5 separate regions of the Homo sapiens genome follow, and all the other regions are linked to region 1. A link is a contact called in ENCODE Hi-C or POLR2A ChIA-PET data. All regions are on one chromosome and are shown on one strand. The core of a region is the stretch at or near the end of the contact, and the rest is flanking DNA. Distances in the headings are between cores, read along the strand shown.

Region 1 (2,646 bases), core at 70-2,569:
GGGTTGGAAATATTATTTTCACATACATAGTCTAGGTTACTTAATTTATTGTTTTGAGACAGGGTCTCACTGCCCAGCCTGGAGGGCAGTGCTGTGATCATAGCTCACTATAATCTTGAACTCCTGGGCTCAAGGGACCCTCCCGCCTCAGCCTGCCTCTCCAGTAGTTGGGACGACAGACGCGCACCACCACGCCCGGCTGTTTAATAGAGATGGGGGTCTCCTTTTGTTGCCCAGGATAGTATTGAACTCATGGCCTCACGTGATTCTCCTGCCTGTATCTCCCAAGGCACTGGGATTACAGGCCAGAGCCACCTTGCCAGGCCAGTATGTTACTTTAAATAGCAGTCATCCTAAAAATAGCTTACCCTCCTCTGTCCTTCCCTGCCTGGAAAGGGTGTAAAAATAACATTTGGGGGCTGTAAATGCTGTCTAGATCTCTGGAGCTAGGTAGGTGCAGAGGTGTGATTTGGGTTTGGCTGTGCTCCGAAAAAACCGGGGCCGAGCTGCTGGTTTTGAATTTGTCCAGGCTTTTTAGCCAATAGCCTCTTCCTCCGCCGGGAAGGGGTGGGACCCAGCCTTCCAAAACACCTTTGCTGAGGAACCGTGCAAAGACCTTGGATGAGGGCCCCAGCTCAGCCAGGCCTCCCTGAAGCGAAGCCAGCCCGGGGTGGGGACTGGTGGAGGGACTAGAGTTTCTTAGATTCACAGAATAGCAGAGCTGGGAGAGGCCTAAAGACCATCTTATCTACGCGTTTGTGTTTCTGATGACTGATTAAGGCCCAGAGAGGGTCAGTAACTCTTCCAGGTCGCACAGTGGGTGACAGTAGGTATGTGCTCGTCCTGGGACACAGAGCTGTTTTCTTCGCTTGTCTGGAGTGGGTTTCGGGGGTCGGCACTTGCCTCCCAGTGAGCTCCCGGCGCCTGCCAGTCCTGGCTGAGTGGGATCGGTCGGCCTCCACCCCTAATCTCCCCCGCTGCAGAGCCAAAGCACACCGGCCTCCAGGGGGCGCCGCCTCCGGGACGCGCCGACTCTCCCGAGCCCTGCTCTCTCTGGCCGGGGTCAGCCCCGGAAACAGCTTCAGTTTCCTGTCCCTTCCTCCCTGGGAGCAAGGATGTAGGCGCCCAGACCCCGCCCGCGGGCTCCCTTCGTCCGGCGTCCCTAGCGGCCCGCCCGGTCCCGCCGCCCCGCGGCTTGCGGATGGCTGCGGCCCCCCGGGCCCCGGGTGGCTGCGGTGGCGGGGAAACGGCAGAACGCAGGCGGCGATTCGCTGGGGACGGCGGCCGGAGGGAGGCGATGGCCCCAGGCTCGGCGCACCTGTGGAACTGCGCGGGCGGCGCGGCGCTGCTGCCCCCTGCCGGCCGCGCCCGGGCCCACTCCCGTGTCCACCCCGGCCCGGGTGCCCTCGGAGTCCCTCGCGTCACTGTGGGCAGCGCCAAGCTACGGCTTCCCATGGCAGAGCGGGGTGGGGCCGCGGGACGGCACAGAGCTCCCCTGCCGCGAATACGCCGGTTTAGTTGCTTCCCACAGATCACACATGGTCTCGCCTGTCCGCAGGGTCCCCTCCCGGCCTCAAGCCCCTGCCAGGCAGCATCGGCCGCTGGTGACCTTGGGTCATCCTGGCCTCTATGCATTTAGAGTAGACGCCGGGTGGTGGCGGCGCCTGTAGTCCCGCATTCTGGGAGGCCCAGGCGGGGCGCTAGAGCCCAGGAGTTCTAGACCAGCCTGGGGAAAACAGCGAGACTCTGTCTCTTCAAAACAAAACAAAAACAAACAAACAAAAAAGGGTAGAGCCCATAGTACAGGATGAGAGAGTAGTGCCGTAATGAATTTTAAATTTTAATTACATTTAAAATTAAAATGAATCTATATACAATCACATTTCAAAAATTCAAAAAGTATGAAAAGGAACACATTCGAAAGGCTTCTATCCACCTCTGTTTTCCACTGTCCTCTTTCCCATCCCACCCATTCTCCCACCAGGCTTAGTTTCTTGTGTTTCTTTATGCAAAATAAACAAAAGCAAATATATATATTTTTTCCTGCTCTCATATAAAAGGCAGCACAGTATCCACACTGTTCTGAACTCTTTTTTTTTTTTTTTGAGACAGGGTCTCACTCTGTTCCCCAGACTGGAGTGCAGTGGCACAATCTCAACTCACTGCAGCCTCCACCTCCTGGGTTCAGGCTATTCTCCTGCCTCATCTGGACCACAGGCGCACACCACCATGCCCGGCTAATTTTGTATTATTATTTTTTTCGAGATGGAGTCTTGCTCTGTCGCCCACAGATGGAGTGCAATGGTGCGATCTCGGCTCACTGCAACCCCTGCCTCCCGGGTTCAAGCAATTATCCTGCCTCAGCCCCCCGAGTAGCTGGGATTACAGGTGTGCGCCACCACACCTGGCTAATTTTTGTATTTTTAGTAGGGACGGGGTTTCACCATGTTGACTAGGCTGGTCTTGAACTCCTGACCTCATGATCTGCCCACCTCGGCCTCCCAAAGTGCTGGGATTACAGGCGTGAGCCACCACGCCCTCCCTAATTTTTTTATTTTTATTTTTTATTTTTTTGAGATGAAGTCTTTGCTCTTGTCACCCAGGCTGGAGTGCAATGGCACCATCTTGGCTCACTGCAACCTCTGC
Region 2 (2,646 bases), core at 100-2,599, 420 kb before region 1:
GCTGGAGTGCAGTGGCACGACCTCGGCTCACTGCAAGCTCCACCTCCCAGGTTCACACCATTCTCCTGCCTTAGCCTCCCGATTAGCTGGGACTACAGGCACCCGCCACCATGCCTCGCTAATTTTTTTTGTATTTTTAGTAGAGACGGGGTTTCACCTTGTTAGCCAGGATTGTCTCAATCTCCTGATGTCGTGATCTGCCCACCTCGGCCTCTCAAAGAGCTGGGATTACAGGCGTGAGCCACCGCACCCAGCCTCTTTTTTTGTTGTTGTTGTTGTATTTTGAGTAAGGGTCTCTTTCTGTCACCCAAGCTGGAGTGCAGTGGTGTGATCTCGGCTTGCTGCAACCTCTGCCTCCTGGGTTCAAGCAATTCTCCTGCCTCAGTCTCTCAAGTAGCTGGGACTACAGGCACGCCCCACCATGCCCAGCTAATTTTTGTATTTTTAGTGGAGACAGGCTTTCGCCATGTTGGCCAGGCTGGCCTCAAACTTGAGTTTGGGAGCACCTCGGCCTCCCAAAGTGCTGGGATTACAGGGGTGAGCTACCACGCCCGGCCAGCAGTGGCATCTTTTATCAGACACACATGCAGTCGTGATAGGGCCTCATCAGTAATGAGCAGGATTGGGCTTAAGAAAACATTCAGATGAGGATTGAGTGATTTGCAAACTGAGATGAAATCCTCTCTTTTTCATTTTGTTGGGGAGGGCTGGCTGTGATAATTAAAACAGGTTTTGTAACATAAAATCAAATTGACACAGGCTGGGCGCGGTGACTCACTCCTGTAATCCCAACACTTGTGGAGGCAGAGGTGGGCGGATCACCTGAGGTCAGGAGTTCAAGACCAGCCTGGCCAACATGGTGAAACCCCGTCTCTACAACAATACAAAAATTAGCCAGGCGTGATGGCAGGTGCCTGTAATCCCAGCTACTGGGGAGGCTGACGCAGGAGAATTGCTTGAACTCGGGAGGCAGAGGTTGCAGTGAGCCAAGATCGCACCATTGCACTCCTGCCTGGGCAACAGAGCGAGTCTCAAAAAAAACAAAACAAATTGACACATAGTGTCACTTGGTAAATGACAGTTATTGAGATGAATACAGTCAGTTCTCTGTATCTTTGGGGTCCACACCTGTGAATTCAACCAACTTTTTCTTTTCACTCCCTAAACACTACGGTATAACAACCATTTACATCGTATTAGCTATTTTAAGTGCTGTAGACATGATTTGCAATATAGGGGAGGATGTGTGATGGTTGTATGCAAATACTACGCTGTTTCATATAATGGACATCTAGGCGGGGACTGGGGTTTCCTGAAACCAACTGTGCGTTACATCTTCAGAAGCTTTTTCAGTTCCTTTCAAGCCTGTTGCTTAGGTTGCGCAGTCTACACACCAAGACAAGGGCATTCCTCTGCGGGAGTAAAGGGTACCATGTATCTTTCTCAAGTCTTTGAAAATGATTATTTCCTGTGCTTTTTTTTTTGCAGAGCTGGTGGAGTTGAGATCTATAATGGAGATCGTAAAATAAAGGTTTCCAACACCCTGGAAAGCCGGCTGGATCTCATAGCCCAGCAGGTGAGTGTGGGGGTACTTCTTGGTAGTTGGTCTGCTGTTACTTTGAAGTGGGACAGAGAACACGTGTCCATTCACTGGTATTTGGGATTTGTTGCTGTCTTTCCAGTTTTGGACATTTTCTCAAAAAGAATGAGAATTGGGCATGTAGTAGCATTTGCTGAGGTGGTAACATTTACATGAGGGTGAATTTGGGGTCAGAACAAGTGTTTTGTTGACCTAGGATTCGAATATGTACATTTTACTACATGTAAGGTGCTGACAAGTTCTTTCTCTAACAGGAGTGATGGGAACTAAAGCAAATACTTGTGTTTTTTTGTTTTGTTTTGCTTTTTTGAGATGGAGTTTCACTCTTTTTTGCGCAGGCTGGAGTGCAGTCTTGGCTCACTGCAACTTCCACCTCCCAGGTTCAAGCGATTCTCCTGCTTCAGCCTCCCGAGTAGCTGGGATTACAGGCACCTGCCACCACACCCGGCTAATTTTGTATTTTTAGTAGAGACGGGGTTTCACCATGTTGGCCAGGCTGTTATCAAATTCCTGACCTCAGGTGATCCACCCGCCTTGGCCTCCCAAAGTGCTGGGATTACAGGTGTGAGCCACCGTGCTCAGACACAAATACTTATTTAAAGGAATTATCATAAAGCTGCTGGCTTTTCAGATGTTTCCAGATTTGTACACAGGAACTCTAGGAAACAAGCCAGGAAAATTCCATTTGTTCTAAAATGCTGGGCATCTTCTAGACTTCTAGTGGGAGTCTATTGCTGTGGCTGCCAACCTAGTTATTCCCTGACCTAGATATGCAGTTTACTGTTTATGCAGATACTTGTCTTATAACTAAAGCACTTTCACCTTGATTTTTTCATATTCTGGTAACTTAAACCTCAGAACATTGTTTCCTAGTAGCCACTGTCCCATCCAGTATCATAGCCACTACTCACTTACGGATATTTAATTAAACCGAAAAATTCAGTTTCTCAGCACACAATAACCATCTGTAGCTAGGACTGCCCTGTTGGACAGCCGAGCCTTGGAAGTCCAGGGTTAAGTTCTCCTAAGGATTCATCAGTGGCTGT
Region 3 (2,646 bases), core at 92-2,591, 360 kb before region 1:
CAAGCAATTCTCCTGTCTCAGCCTCCCGAGTAGTTGGGACTACAGGTGCACGCCACCATGCCCGGCTAATTTTTTTTTTGTATTTTTAGTAGAGACGGGGTTTCACCATGTTGGCCAGGATGGTGTCAATCTCCTGACCTCGTGATCTGCCTGCCTCAGCCTCCCAAAGTGCTGGGATTACAGGCGTGAGCCACCGCGCCTGGCCTTATTTTTTTTTTCTTAATCCACTTTCCTCCTTTCAAGTTTCTTTAAATAAATAAAAGCTCTGAGTCCTCTCCTTGAAAGTATGCAGTCATGTGCCGGGCGCGGCACCACTGCACTCCAGCCTGGGCGACAGAGCGACACTCCGTCTCAAAACAACAACAACAGCAGCAACAACAAAAGTATGGGTAATGTAACATTACAGGAGTTTTGAAAAAAAAAAAAAATTCAGGGAACTCCAAGATGAGTGACCATCAGCACTGTTGAGATGCTAGAATATAAATACCAGCATACGACAGAGGAACTATTTACAGGTAGATCTTCACATCATTATGAAATTTCTTCTCAGTCATTCCCAACACAAATATTACTCATTATGTTAAAAGGACCTGCAGAATAAAATCCGCTTAGAATGTCACACAAAGCTTGTTTCTCTGAATAAACTGTTGTAATTTTTAAAAGTGTCTGATTAGTACATAATTGATTATTTCTCTTTTTTTGTAGTTGGAAGCTACTAAAAAGTCTGGAAAAGGTTATTGTAAGTATCTTATGGCTTACAAAAATTCCTTCCATAAGAACTATCATGGGAGGCAGAGCGAGACTTTGTCTCAAACAAAGAAAACTATCATTTGTGACTTTAAATGTGTGTCAGAGACTGTCCTGTTTTCATTTAATCCTTCCTTTTTTTTTTTTTTTGAGACGGAATCTTGCTCTGTCGCCCAGGCTGGAGTGCGGTGGGGCGATCTCGGCTCACTGGAAGCTCCGCCTCCCGGGTTCACGCCATTCTCCCGCCTCAGCCTCCCGAGTAGCTGGGACTACAGGCATGTGCCACCACGCCTGGCTAATTTTTTGTATTTTTAGTAGAGACGGGGTTTCACCGTGTTAGTCACGATGGTCTTGATCTCCTGACCTCGTGATTCGCCCACTTCGGCCTTCCAAAGTGCTGGGATTACAACCGTGAGCCACGGCGCCCAGCCCATTTAACCCTTCTAACAAGGTCTGCACAGCCCATCCCAATGCGACCCTGGGCTACCTGGTAGGACTCAATTCATGCCCAGCCAGCCTTCCTGTGCTTGCTCTGCTCTGCTCCGCTCCAGCCGCGCCGGGACTTCCAGCCAGCCTTCCTGTGCTTGCTTTGCTCCCCTCCGCTGCAGCCTCGCCCTGGACTTCCTGCTGCATATCCCTGCCTCCGTGCCTCTGCTCTTGTCTGCACTGCGCCTTCCGCTTCAGGCACTCACGGGTCAACCTCATTCACTTTATTTAAATGTCAAATCTTCAGAGAGGGCTTTCTTTTTTGTCTGAGACAGGGTTTTGCTCTATCACCCAGGCTGTGTTCAGCAGGGGAAATCAGCGCTCACTGCAGCCTCGATCTCCTGCGCTCAAGGGGTCCTCCTGCCACAGCCTCCCAAGTAGCTGGGACCACAGATGGAGCCACCACGCCCAGCCATGTCACTCTTTACCTGTAAACCTGCCTAATTTTACTTCAGATCACTCACCACTATTATCCCACAATATTTGTCTACTCTCCACCTTCTCACCACTGGAATGAAAATAGTACTTCTGGCTGGGTGTGTGCTCACGCTTGTATTCCCAGCACTTTGGGAGGCTGAGGCAGATGGATCACTTGAGGCCAGGAGTTCAAGACCAGCCTGGCCAACACGGCAAAACCCCATCTCTACTAAAAATACAAAAATTAGCCGGGTGTGGTAGTGTACACCTGTAATCACAGCTACTTGGGAGGCTGAGGCATGGTAATCACTTGAACCTGAGAAGTGGAGGTTGCAGTGAGACCAGATCATGCCACTGCACTCTAGCCTGGGCAAAAGAGTGAGACTCTGTCTCAAAAATAACAAAAAAGAAAAGAAAAGAAAAAAAAAGCCATACTTCTCTGCTGTGCTATCAAATGCCAGATCATATTCATTCATAATAACTATTTTTTTTGTACCCATTAACCATCCTACCTCTCCCCAACCCTCCACTATCGTTCCCAGCCTCTGGTAACCATCCTTTTCCCCTCTATCTCCACGGGTTCAATTATTTTGATTTTTAGATCCCACAAGTAAGTGAGAATATCCAATGTTTGTCTTTCTGTGCCTGTCTTATTTCATTTAAAATAATAACCTCCAGTTCTATCCATGTTGTTGCAAACGACTGCATCTTTCTGTTTTTATGGCTGAATAGTACTCCCTTGTGTATCAGTACCACATTTTCTTTATCCATTCATTTGCTGACGGACACTTAGGTTGCTTCCAAATCTTGGCTATTGTGAACAGAGCTGCAAAAAATATGGGAGTGTAGTTATCTCTTCAATATATTGATTTCCTTTCTTTTGGGTGTATACCCAGCAGTGGGATTAATAGATTTTATGGTAGCTCTCTTTTTAGTTTTCTAAGGAACATCTAAGCTGTTCTCCATAGCGGGGGACTAATTTATGTTCCTACCAAC
Region 4 (2,646 bases), core at 48-2,547, 310 kb before region 1:
ACAGTGGGTGAAGACCATACTGAAGCACAAATCAGTCTGCGTTCTATAAAGAGCACTCTACTAAAGATGTACGGACAAAAGGAAAAACATTTTAGCAGTAAGTATTATCATCATGAGTATTTAATGAAAAAAATTTTTTTGAGACACCCAGGCTTGTGCATGGCGCGATCTCGGCTCACTGCAAGCTCTGCCTCCCGGGTTCACACCACTCTCCTGCCTCAGTAGCTGGGACTACAGGCGCTCGCTACCAAACCCGGCTGATTTTTTATATTTTTTAAGTACAGACGGGGTTTCACCGCGTTAGCCAGGATGGTCTCTATCTCCTGACCTAGTGATCCACCCGCCTCGGCCTCCCAAAGTGCTGGGATTACAGGCATGAGCCACCGCGCCCAACCAATGAAAAATATTTTTACGCTGCTTAAACCGTAGCTCAAAACACAGTTTGATTCAATCGTAGCTTTACTTTGACAGTGAAGAGCAAATCAGAAGTTCCTATTTTCCACCCAGTGCTCAATTTGCCAGGTTACTTCCCAGTGGAAAACAAAAGTGCTGAAAGAGCCACTAGTTAAATTCCTAAAGTATTTTTATTGATACAGGACCATAAAACCCACTGACCAGATTTGCAATTCCAGGGAGAATATAGAAGAAAAAGTATGTAGTGTTGCAAAGAACGTGTTAGCATCAAATCAAAACTCTGCTTAAGTTTTATATTGAAAGAGAAAGGCAAAGAATTGTCAAAAATGAAGAATCCACATTTCACCATCGAGCTGAAAAACAGAAAGTGAGCAATGCCTTAGATTAGTGACCTTCCAGCGAAGTCCTGGACCAGCAGCGTGCAGCATCAGCACCACCCAGAACTTGCACAGCATGCAGGTTCCCAGGCCCCAGCCCAAGCCTACGGAATGAAACGCTGGTGAGGCCCAGCGATTTGTGTTGTAACCACCCTTAGGTGATTGTGTGGTAAGGCTGGAGAATCACCACTCGCGCTTATTCATACCTTCTGTCTTCTCCCTGCTCACCAGGTATGATAACTTTCCTGAATTGCGATAAGCTTTCACTTGATCTTCTTCGTAAGTTTTCCATATATATGTATCCTTATTTGGTTCTCCTTGCCTTACACTTAATAAGTCACTGGTGTGTATGCTTCTGTGACTTGCATTATTTGCCTAACATTCTTTCTAATGGCCTAGTTTTTCCTGGGGAGAATGCACAGCTGTAGTAAGGCTTGCCCTCAGCTCCTCAAGGCCACCCGCGTTCCCAGCCATGTGGGCTTTCCCAGTGGCTGACGCTTCATCCAAGCCGCAAGGGGCGTCCCCAGAGTGTGACAGTGAACACTAGCATGTGACTGACACGCCCCCAGTGGCGTGTCACATACAGGCACACAGGGTTCCACAGCATCACGGGGGCCTCCTCGGAGTCCAGCCCCACGCCTTACACCCAGGAAAATACCACTTTATACCACTTTATTTTGGCAACAAAATGAACAAATTCCTGAAAAAATCATTTGAATTGAGACTTTATTCTCGATGTCTCTCAGGCTTATACCAGTTTTGTTTTGCCTTCGCTTCCTCAGGTAAAAAAATAAACTGTACTTGATGATGAGGTTCCTTTTACGTCTAAGTTGTTGACTATGAACTGCAGATCAATCTAGGATTTAAAAACCCTTTTAGATGGGCACGGTGGTGCCTGCCTGTCATCTCAGCTACTTAGGAGGCTGAGGTGAGAAGATGGCTTGAGCCCAGGAGTTGGAGGCTGCAGTCAGCTATGACTGCGCCACAGCACTCAAGACTGCGCTGAAGAGTGAGATCTCGTCTTCAAAACAAAAACAGAACAAACAAAACCCACGTTTTAAAGCAGAGGTCCACAGAAATAACTGATTTCTACTGAAATCATATAGATACTGCAGATATTTCCAAATAGCACTTATGCTCACTGAGATCTGAAGACAGTAATTTTGGGAAATTAGCTCTGCTGTTAGATGAATACAACACTAACTATATCAAAAATTTCATTCTTCAATACTTTACTTTCTTTTCTTTTTTGGAGACAGGGTCTCACTCTGCTACCCAGGCTGGAGTGCAGTGGCACCATCTCCACTGCAACCTCCGCCTCCTGGGCTCCACTGATTCTCCTGCCTCAGCCTCCCGAGTACCTGGGACTACAGGTGTGCGCCACTGTACCCCACTAATTTTTGTATAATACTTTTTGTAGAGCCGGGGTTTCACCATGTTGCCCAGGCTGGTCTCGAACTCCTGAGTTCATGTGAGCGGCCTGCCTCGGCCTCCCAAGAGTGTTGAGATTACAGGCGTGAGCCACCACGCCCGGCCAATACTTCACTACTTTTCAGTATAATTGGGTTCGGGTGTAATCTTATGATTTCAAAACATTATTTTTAGATGGGGTTCACAGGCTTCCTTAGTATGTCAAAGAGTTAAAAATCCTGTTTTCAAGGAAAACTGTTTTACTTAACACTTTTCTCCTGTACTTCTCATTGACAGCACGGGGCTGCAGTTAGGAGTCGGAGGTCTAGGAAACAGATCTGTACTGTCTCAATTACCAGCTGTGTAACCTTGGGCAATTTATTTAACTTCTCTGTGCCTCAAATTCCTCATCCCTGATGGAAGGATGGGAGAGGACTTTCTATTA
Region 5 (2,646 bases), core at 43-2,542, 270 kb before region 1:
CCCAAATATAATGTACAATTCTTTCAACTTTTCTGTTCATTTGGAAGTTTTCATAATAAAATACTGGGAGGAAATATTCCTAGATCACAGAAAAAAATTTTCATTAACATTAAAGTCTCATTTCTATTACTCCACAAAAGAAACTTTGTCCTTTTAAACTATTAAGTTACAGTGAGTAACATCCATCTTTCAAATTCATGGTCAACATTGGTTAACATTCACACTATACATCCTTGAAGTCGAAGGAAATTTTTCCTTTTATCTTTGTAGACACTATGGAAAACCTTCATCACTCCTGCTAAGAAGCAGTGATGCTCACCTTGCATTTTAAAGTCTGACAAACTTTAAAATTTTTTTTAATCCCTATACTATTTAGAAATTTCTATGGTCAACAGTGTGACACCTTGATAAGTCAAAGCATACATAAAAAGAAGTCATAAAAAAGCAGGAACTCCTACTTACAAAGTATGTCTACAGTAATATACTATGAAAAATCTATTTCAGGTCCTCAGTGATGGTATGGATGGGGAGGTACATAATGAAAAAGAAATATCATATGATCAAAAACATGTCGAGGAAGTGTACGTATGTGAGTTCCAATAAGCTGGAATTTAAATAGAAAGGTTGAAGTCACAGCAAGTAGATGAAAGGCGGCCCCTTTAACATTTGCTCCTGGAGTCCAGCAACTCTCAGCAGTTGGCTGGAGACTAAGCTGGCCGATCCTGTGGAGCTTCAACAAAGGGACGAAACAAACTGAGTCCCCAGGGCCCCCCTCCCGACAACGCGTGAAACAACTTGATAAATGATTGCTCTGTCAGGGGATGAGGAGATGGAGACGTCTGGGAGCAGAGGGGGAATGTATCTAATTTAGGAGGCCAAGGGGGAAGGGGAAGACATGGAAGGCAGAACCGCAGACAGGGGCAAGACCATCTAATGGCACTAACACTCGAGCAGAGAACTAGAAACAAACACCAGACAACCCAACAGCATCTCTGAGAGCTGCAGTCATCAGACTGCAGCAAGAGACTTGTCAGAGGCCAGTTCTCCCCAAGTCACTAGGATTTTAAAAGGAAAGTTTTCACCTTCCACAACCCATTCTCCAGCCTCAAGGCCAAGCTTCAGAAAGTGCTGCTCTCATATTACTTCATTCATTTGGGGATGACATGAAATACAAAATCCTTTTCCCCACCCCCAGTTCCTGCCTAAAGATTGCTGATTCAGGCCTGAAAGCCAGAGGCGCAAGAGCCCAAGGCTTAGCTCACTTAAGGAAACATTAATTACCCTGAAACAAAAATAGGAGTTCACATCTGGGGCTCAACACTTACCTTCTCCTCCGCCCCTTTTTCTAGAGTGTGAGCACCCGCTATTTATACAACCTCTTCCTGACTGAGGACTGATACTGGTCCCGCAGGACTTCCCTGTCTGGGGAGAACTTACTGGTGACAAACTCAGTCAGCATTGCACAGGCATTTCAGAAGTAGGAACAGAGGCAGCTCAACTTGAGAAAAAGGTTGTCAGAATTGGAAGTAGTACAAAAGCAGTTTCCCACAGAGTAGCTGGTTAATTCATAAGGGATACTCTGGCAGCTTAAGCATCTGATGAAAGACCATTAAGGAAGTTTACAAGTCAAAGGTGGGAACAAGCAACCCAAGTCTTTCTTCCGTCACTCCAGTTTCTTATTTTAGGAACTAGAGACAGCTAATGTTGTTGCTATAATAGAAGTGCTGTGTTGTATTATTGTGCATAGAACTTTATTTAAATGTTGAATTAAGCTTGGGCTGTAGTTGGCATAATTTAAGCTAACAGCAAATGGTACATCAAGAAACTAAAGGCCGGGTGCAGTGGCTCACACCTGCAATCCCAGCACTTTGGGAAGCCGAGGCGGGCAGATCACGAGATCAGGAGATCAAGACCATCCTGGCTAACACCGTGAAACCCCGTCTCTACTAAAAATATAAAAAATTAACTGAGCGTGGTGACACGCACCTGTAGTCCCAGCCACCCAGGAGGCTGAGGCAGGAGAATCTCTTGAACTCAGGAGGCGGAGGTTGCAGTGAGCTGAGATGGTGCCACTGCACTCCAGCCTGGGTGACAGAGCGAGACAGACAGAGGGAGGGAGGGAGGAAGGGAAAGAAAGAAGGTAAAGAAAAGAAAAGAAAGAAACTAAAGTTTCAAAAAATTTACCTTTGCTTTGCCCAGCACCCTTGGAGGATGACTGATAATTCATAGCTATGACCCCAAATCTAATTTAGTACAGTGTGTTTCAGAACATCTGATGTATTAATTAATTTGGCCAGAGAGACACTGTATAAGGGATGGGATGACTATGAGAAAAAATCACCGTTTCACTGGATTAAGTTGGATGGTCCTGCTCCTGTTTTTTTTTTTTTTTTTTTTTTTTTTAAGAATTAAAAGAGCTCAAGGGAGTCTATTCTAGACTCCCTAGAATGTGTTTGTGGCCTGTCCAGAATTTTCACTGGACCAAACAAAAATAGAACTTGCTAATTCCCCAGACATCTTTCTTGTCAGGTTACACAGTTCAAAAGGTGCTGAGGGCTTCCTAAACTTAGAGATGAGAGAAGAGGCACTGCACCATGGATCTAACTTTTGTGAATTCTAATCAGCAATTCACAAAAGTGAGATCTT

The links. Hi-C counts contacts between places; a loop is a spot of excess contacts on that map. ChIA-PET counts read pairs that join two places held with the same protein, here RNA polymerase II (POLR2A). Pooled maps may share reads with other maps.
Region 2: a loop to region 1 is called in a map of B cell, with 13 times the contacts of the local background. The contact joins two enhancer-like sites. A Hi-C loop is called at or near these places in 1 of 168 maps with a recorded cell type or tissue (B cell) and 4 of 50 pooled maps. POLR2A ChIA-PET finds 5 or more read pairs at or near these places in 1 of 52 experiments (Panc1).
Region 3: a pooled map shows a loop between it and region 1 (2.5-fold over the local background). The contact joins two enhancer-like sites. A Hi-C loop is called at or near these places in 1 of 168 maps with a recorded cell type or tissue (pancreas) and 2 of 50 pooled maps. POLR2A ChIA-PET finds 5 or more read pairs at or near these places in 8 of 52 experiments (A673, B cell, Caco-2 and 5 more).
Region 4: a loop to region 1 is called in a map of gastrocnemius medialis, with 2.9 times the contacts of the local background. The contact joins two enhancer-like sites. A Hi-C loop is called at or near these places in 13 of 168 maps with a recorded cell type or tissue (GM13976, GM20431, Ramos and 10 more), 1 of 37 single-sample maps with no recorded cell type and 4 of 50 pooled maps. POLR2A ChIA-PET finds 5 or more read pairs at or near these places in 10 of 52 experiments (A549, CD8-positive, alpha-beta memory T cell, MCF 10A and 6 more).
Region 5: a pooled map shows a loop between it and region 1 (8-fold over the local background). The contact joins two enhancer-like sites. A Hi-C loop is called at or near these places in 1 of 168 maps with a recorded cell type or tissue (gastrocnemius medialis), 8 of 37 single-sample maps with no recorded cell type and 8 of 50 pooled maps. POLR2A ChIA-PET finds 5 or more read pairs at or near these places in 6 of 52 experiments (CD4-positive, alpha-beta T cell, GM12878, HCT116 and 3 more).

What each region holds. Positions count from the first base shown.
Region 1 is chr22:17,170,329-17,172,974 of GRCh38, reverse strand. No RefSeq gene overlaps it. Among named protein-coding and RNA genes, the nearest start is that of HDHD5-AS1, 12 kb to the right of the region's middle. RefSeq lists a silencer at 1,029-1,458 and an enhancer at 1,309-1,810. Within about 2 kb of position 1,319, at least 38 of the 41 ENCODE cell types and tissues checked have a DNase peak (open chromatin) inside an H3K27ac peak, as active enhancers do; they include B cell and gastrocnemius medialis, where a contact is called at or near this core.
Region 2 is chr22:17,593,459-17,596,104 of GRCh38, reverse strand. It overlaps ATP6V1E1 (ATPase H+ transporting V1 subunit E1), which reads left to right. Exons shown (of 9, transcript NM_001696.4): 8 at 1,489-1,576. Among named protein-coding and RNA genes, the nearest start is that of SLC25A18, 31 kb to the right of the region's middle. Within about 2 kb of position 1,349, at least 4 of the 41 ENCODE cell types and tissues checked have a DNase peak (open chromatin) inside an H3K27ac peak, as active enhancers do; they include B cell, where a contact is called at or near this core.
Region 3 is chr22:17,527,951-17,530,596 of GRCh38, reverse strand. All of the region lies in intron 9 of CECR2 (CECR2 histone acetyl-lysine reader), which reads right to left. Among named protein-coding and RNA genes, the nearest start is that of SLC25A18, 34 kb to the left of the region's middle. Within about 2 kb of position 1,341, at least 2 of the 41 ENCODE cell types and tissues checked have a DNase peak (open chromatin) inside an H3K27ac peak, as active enhancers do.
Region 4 is chr22:17,485,167-17,487,812 of GRCh38, reverse strand. All of the region lies in intron 2 of CECR2 (CECR2 histone acetyl-lysine reader), which reads right to left. Among named protein-coding and RNA genes, the nearest start is that of SLC25A18, 77 kb to the left of the region's middle. Within about 2 kb of position 1,297, at least 3 of the 41 ENCODE cell types and tissues checked have a DNase peak (open chromatin) inside an H3K27ac peak, as active enhancers do; they include gastrocnemius medialis, where a contact is called at or near this core.
Region 5 is chr22:17,435,442-17,438,087 of GRCh38, reverse strand. The region is part of intron 1 of CECR2 (CECR2 histone acetyl-lysine reader); the gene reads right to left. Among named protein-coding and RNA genes, the nearest start is that of CECR2, 67 kb to the right of the region's middle. RefSeq lists an enhancer at 1,962-2,522. Within about 2 kb of position 1,292, at least 5 of the 41 ENCODE cell types and tissues checked have a DNase peak (open chromatin) inside an H3K27ac peak, as active enhancers do.